Linked DNA regions of Homo sapiens: region 2 is linked to region 1. Evidence: chromatin loops called from intact Hi-C (ENCODE). Cell type or tissue: heart right ventricle. All regions are shown on one strand. Each heading gives the region's core, and the rest is flanking DNA. Links, peaks and the distances in the headings are about the cores only.

What was found. Peaks named below come from ENCODE experiments on the same cell type or tissue, not always from the same donor. Only the 100,000 strongest peaks of a DNase experiment are listed, where the experiment ranks them.
Region 2: it touches region 1 in a loop (2.0-fold over the local background); 63 of 110 quality-filtered maps call a loop at or near these places.

What each region holds. Positions count from the first base shown.
Region 1 is chr16:577,602-580,489 of GRCh38, forward strand. PIGQ (phosphatidylinositol glycan anchor biosynthesis class Q) reads left to right here. Exons shown (of 11, transcript NM_004204.5): 5 at 778-904; 6 at 1,184-1,337; 7 at 1,468-1,579; 8 at 2,582-2,662. Among named protein-coding and RNA genes, the nearest start is that of PIGQ, 9.1 kb to the left of the region's middle. RefSeq lists a silencer at 1,727-1,776. In heart right ventricle, for the core only: a CTCF peak has its summit at 1,641 (motif pointing right); a DNase peak (open chromatin) is centred at 1,660; H3K4me3 peaks cover 421 bases.
Region 2 is chr16:659,251-662,138 of GRCh38, forward strand. It overlaps WDR90 (WD repeat domain 90), which reads left to right. Exons shown (of 41, transcript NM_145294.5): 26 at 1-126; 27 at 808-911; 28 at 1,362-1,464; 29 at 1,801-1,922; 30 at 2,092-2,251; 31 at 2,347-2,537; 32 at 2,641-2,809. Among named protein-coding and RNA genes, the nearest start is that of RHOT2, 7.4 kb to the right of the region's middle. RefSeq lists an enhancer at 136-1,026. In heart right ventricle, for the core only: CTCF peaks have their summits at 1,620 (motif pointing left) and 1,832; a DNase peak (open chromatin) is centred at 1,711; H3K4me3 peaks cover 567 bases; H3K27ac peaks cover 1,259 bases.

The sequences.
Region 1 (2,888 bases), core at 200-2,699:
CTTTTCTCCTTCTTGCCAGTCCTGCTGTGGCTGAGGCCTTGGCCCAGGCTTGGAAGGGGCCTGCGCAATGGGCAAGTGGGGGCCAAGGTGTCACTCACTGTCTCCTTAGTGGGGAGGCTGAGGCTCCCTTGGGGTCTGCCCGCTGGGGCACAGCCTCTGGATGCTGAGTTTCTTCCTGGGCGGCCAAGACCCTGCTTCCCTGTTTGCTCTTGGGGGTGCCTGTGCCCTCAACTTGACGCCATCCTCCCTCTGGGGACCTGTCCTCCTGCCTGGTCGCTGTGGCCCTGATGGGCTTGGCACTGTCTCGCTCACCTGTGGTCATCCCGGGCAGCCCCCAGCCTCTGCGATGGGGTGGGGCCTCTGGAGGGGACTGTGTCAGCTGTGGGCTTCCCTGCAGGGCTGGAGCCGAATCAGGGTCTGCCAGGCCTCAGTGCGTCCACGTGTTTGGGGCCGAGGGCTCCAGTGGGTCCTGTGGCCGAGGTAGTGAGAGGGGAGGAAGATGGTAGAGGTGGGTGCAGGCAGGGGGCCACGCGGATGCCCTGTGGGCCCGGCCATGTCACCCAGGCCTGCAGAGAGAGGCCTCCAGACCAGCCTCCTCAGACCCCAATCCCGGAGCCATCTGTGAAGGGGAGCCCGTGTGCTGTCCACGCTAGGACGCGGTAGACCCTGGAGGAGGGAAGGCTGGCCAAGGTGGGAGCCCATCACGAAAGAGCCTGGGGAGATGCAGGTGCTGAGCCTGGCTGCCCCCGCCCCAGCGTGGCCCCTGTGTCCCTGCAGCACGTGGCCGAGGAGCTCCAGCATCTGCTGCAGTGGCTGATGGGTGCTCCCGCCGGGCTCAAGATGAACCGTGCACTGGACCAGGTGCTGGGCCGCTTCTTCCTCTACCACATCCACCTGTGGATCAGTGAGTGCAGGGCAGGCGGGGGCCCCAGGGACCCCAGAGCTTGCTGAAGAGGGTAGGGACCCAGCCAGACCCCGCCCCCTGTGCCCCCAACTCTGCTCCCCAGCGTCCTGTGTGTGTGAGGCCTGCTGTGCTCAGCTGAGGGCTGGGGCCTGGGCACCTCCCGAGGGCTGACCCCACCCTGCCAGGCTACACGCACCTCATGTCCTGTGTGTGTGAGGGTTGTGCTGGGCCGAGGGCTGGGGTCTGAGCGCCTCCTGAGGGCCTACCCCACCCTGCCAGGCTACATCCACCTCATGTCCCCCTTCGTGGAGCACATCCTTTGGCACGTGGGCCTCTCGGCCTGCCTGGGCCTGACGGTGGCCCTGTCCCTCCTCTCGGACATTATCGCCCTCCTCACCTTCCACATCTACTGCTTTTACGTCTATGGAGCCAGGTGGGCGTGGGCTTCCCCCTCCCCACCGCCCCCTGGGAGGTGCAGAGGCTCCGGCTGGGCGGGCGTTCGAGTGGGGCGGGGGCGGGGCGGGGCGGGGCGGGGCCGGGCCCGACAGCACTGCGTCCTGTAGGCTGTACTGCCTGAAGATCCATGGCCTGTCCTCACTGTGGCGTCTGTTCCGGGGGAAGAAGTGGAACGTTCTGCGCCAGCGCGTGGACTCCTGTTCCTATGACCTGGACCAGGTATGGGGCAGGGTTCGTGGCTGGAGGGGCTGACTGCCTCCGGCCTGTGCCCGCTGGGCCAGCGCGGTGCTTGGGCACCACAAGGGGGCAGCCTGCTCCCGTCCTGCAGCTGAGGCCGCGCACAGGCCCTGGGAATAGATAAGTCTGCGGTGTGGGCTGCACGTGGGGCTCTGAAGCAGCGCAGAGCTTCCCTGGGCCACAGAGAAGAGACAGACACACAGCCCCGAAGGTGGTGCAGGCACAGGCCCTAGAGGTGCCCCGGGCCCAGAGACTAGAGATGCCCCGGGCCCGGAGACTAGAGGTGCCCCGGGCCCGGAGACTAGAGGTGCCCCGGGCCCGGAGACTAGAGGTGCCCCGGGCCCGGAGACTAGAGGTGCCCCGGGCCCGGAGACTTGAGGTGCCCCGGGCCCGGAGACTAGAGGTGCCCCGGGCCCGGAGACTAGAGGTGCCCCGGGCCCGGAGACTAGAGGTGCCCCGGGCCCGGAGACTAGAGGTGCCCCGGGCCCGGAGACTTGAGGTGCCCCGGGCCCGGAGACTAGAGGTGCCCCGGGCCCGGAGACTTGAGGTGCCCCGGGCCCGGAGACTAGAGGTGCCCCGGGCCCGGAGACTAGAGGTGCCCCGGGCCCGGAGACTTGAGGTGCCCCGGGCCCGGAGACTAGAGGTGCCCGGGCTCGGAGACTAGAGTTGCCCGGGCCCGTCTGCTGCTCACACTTGCCGCAGCCGCTGGATGCTGCCATGCAGAGCATGTTCTTGGTGACTGTGTGGCCACGCACCGTCTTGGGTGGTCTGGCCCCCACCTGTCTCCCTGCGAGTCCCCTAGTCCGTGGGGTGTGGGTGGACAGCCCTCCTGCTACTGGGACTGCTTCTGAGCAGGCCATCCCGAGTTCCCTCAGGAAGCCGCAAGGTCCCGACTGCAGCTCCGGGATGGGGGAGGGCACAGTGCTGGGCCGTCCCTGGGCGCGGGGTCCTGCTGATGCCCGGTGTGCTGGCCCCTCCCTACAGCTGTTCATCGGGACTCTGCTCTTCACCATCCTGCTCTTCCTCCTGCCTACCACAGCCCTGTACTACCTGGTGTTCACCCTGGTGAGCTGAGCACCCACAGGCTGGGCCTGGCTGCAGTGCTCTGTGTGGCTTCTGCCAGCGCTGCCTGGGAGCAGTCAGCTGTGGGGCGGGCTGTCTCCTGCTGCAGGCCACGTGGGTGGCCTTTCAGGACCCTCTGGGCAGTGAGTGCTGCGCTCTGGAGTGGGCGAGGCCCTATCCTGGCCAGTAAGACACCCTCACTGCCCTGGAGCACGCAGCTGGGTGCGTG
Region 2 (2,888 bases), core at 165-2,664, 82 kb after region 1:
GCGCAGGACCGCTGGAGGACGCAGCGTCCAGGGCCAGCGAGCTCCCCCGGCAGCAGGTCCCCAAGCCATGTCAGGCATCTCCACCACGGCTGGGCGTCTGTGCCAGGCCTCCCGAAGGTGGCGATGGTGAGCAGCAGGGGTCCTGGAGGAGTGGGGGGATTCGGGGGTCTGAGAGGGCACAGGCCCAGTGGCAGCAGGTACTCACGCACGTCCAGCTCTGGGGTGCAGGTGCCATCGCTGCTCATCAGGTGGAACACAGTGGGGTCGGGGTGGGGGCAGCTTTTCCTCTCCTCCTTAGCCTCATCAGGTGGAACACGGTGGGGTCGGGATGGGGGCAGCTTTTCCTCTCCCCCTTGGCCCCAGGCACCTTGTCCCCGTCAGATGAGGAAGGACCCTGTGAGGAGAGCTGTGACCCCGAGGGGCTTGGGCAGGCCTCAGGCCCACCTGTGCTCACGGAGGAGGAGGCTGGCAGGGCTGGAGACGGGGCCTGGGCTGCGGCAGTGGGCTCCTGGGGGCTTGCCCTGCCTCCCCGTTCCCCCGGCCAACCCCGTGAGCAGTGGAGGGCAGGGCAGGGACGCTGGTGCCGGTGCAGGGGCCTGAGGACGGTCGGTGAGTCCCCCGTGTGACGAGGCAAGGTCACCTGCAGTGGGACACGGTTTGCCTGCGTCTGTGGCTCCGGCCTGTGCCCCGCCGTGCAGTTCTCACTGTGTGGTAGACCAGGGGCTTGTGGGGAGACTGCGTGTAGTGTGGGGTCTCTGAAGAGCTCAGGGCAGTGTAATGCCACAAGCTCTGCCTCCTCCCTGCCAGGCGCCAGGGACACCAGGAATTCGGGGGCCCCACGCACCACCTACCTGGCTTCCTGCAAGGCCTTCACGCCTGCCAGGGTCAGCTGCAGCCCCCACTCTGCCAAGGTGGGGAGTGGTTTCTGGGAGCCCTCTTTATCCCCAGCAAGCACAGAGGCCCCCCGCAGGGCTCCCCAGCACCTCCTCAGGGTTGCTTTTGGTCGCCAAAGGTGATGGCTCTGGCCCTTGGGCGCCTGTCCCCTGGAGGCAACTTCATCCCACACCCCCACCCCTGCCCTCCGCTGGCCTCCAGACGGGACTCTGTGGTGGCCTCCTGCTGACCTGCCTTCCCCTCTCACCCAGCAGCTGCCCTTGATGAGAGCCCCACGGGCCTGTGCCCCTCCTGGCCCTGGCACAGTGCCCACAGCTCCCACACCTCCTACCCCAGCTTCCCCGTCTGCCCCTGGGTGTCCTCTGCAGCTGGCCTGGGTGTGCCCCAACACAGCCTCCCATGTGCAGGCTTTGGGGCACAGGTGGCCATGCTGGGCCCCAGCAGCATCCGGGTCTCCTTCCTCGCAGGGCACTTGCCCGCCTCCCGCCAGCGGTGGGTGGCTGCGTCTGAAGGCTGTCGTCGGTTACAGCGGGAATGGGCGGGCCAACATGGTCTGGAGGCCGGACACAGGTGGGGGCCAAGAGCCTACCCCCACCCCCAGCCAAGATGCGGCCGCGCGTGGTCCAGCCGTCTCCACCCCAAGGCCAGGACCTGGTGGCAAATGAGCGCCAGCCATCAGTGTGGGGCTCTGTTCTCCCGGTAGCGCCTCCTGGCGCTCCAGCCGAGGTCCTGTGAAGCACTTTGGCTACTGGACGCTGGGGAGGGCGCAGCTGGGACGATGCTAACCCCTTGGCCCCGCCCCACGGCTCGGCCCAGGCCCCGCCCCCTGTTCGGCCCCTCCCCAGGCCCCTCCCCGCCCCCCCCCCCCCCCGGCCCGGCCTCAGGCCCCGCCCTCTCTGCGCACAGGCTTCTTTGCCTACACGTGCGGCCGCCTGGTGGTGGTGGAGGACCTGCACTCTGGCGCCCAGCAGCACTGGTCCGGCCACTCTGCGGAGATCTCCACGCTGGCCCTCAGCCACAGTGCCCAGGTGCCCGCCTGCATCGCCCTCCTCCTCTCCCAGGGCCACCGTGCCCGGCAGAACCCAGCTCCCGGACCGGTGCGGGTTCTCACCACCAAAGACGGAGCAGACGGCCACCCCAGCCTCCACTCCAGCCAGCCACGGCCTCCCCACTCACGCCTGGCCTCTTGCCTGCCAGGTCCTGGCCTCTGCCTCGGGCCGAAGCAGCACGACCGCCCATTGTCAGATCCGCGTCTGGGACGTGTCTGGCGGCCTCTGCCAGCATCTCATTTTCCCCCATAGCACCACCGTGCTGGCCCTGGCCTTCTCACCAGATGACAGGCTTCTTGTCACACTGGGTCAGTGGGAGGGAGGGTGGAGGCCAGGGGCTTCCCTAGACCCCGGGGGGGGCTGCATCTGTGCACCTGACGTGGCTGCTCTGTGTCCTTCCCAGGGGACCACGATGGCCGCACCCTCGCCCTGTGGGGCACGGCCACCTATGACCTCGTGTCCTCCACCCGCCTCCCGGAGCCGGTGCATGGTGTGGCCTTCAACCCCTGGGACGCCGGCGAGCTCACCTGTGTGGGCCAGGGCACTGTCACCTTCTGGCTCCTTCAGCAGCGTGGGGCAGACATCAGCCTTCAGGTGCCACCCGTTCAGCGTTTGGGCCCAGGGGTTGTTTTGTGGGGTGGAATCTGCCTGGGCCCCGGGACACTGCTGACCCATGGCCACTCTCATACTTTGCCAGGTGCGTCGAGAGCCAGTCCCAGAGGCAGTGGGGGCTGGAGAGCTGACCTCGCTCTGCTACGGGGCACCTCCCCTGCTCTATTGTGGCACCAGCTCTGGCCAGGTCTGTGTCTGGGACACGCGTGCCGGCCGCTGCTTCTTGTCCTGGGAGGCGGATGACGGTGGCATTGGTGAGTGCCCCGCAGAAGCCCTGTGGCCCTCAGGACCCCTACCTGGGATCCTCAGAGCTGGGGCAGAGGCCTCATCTGT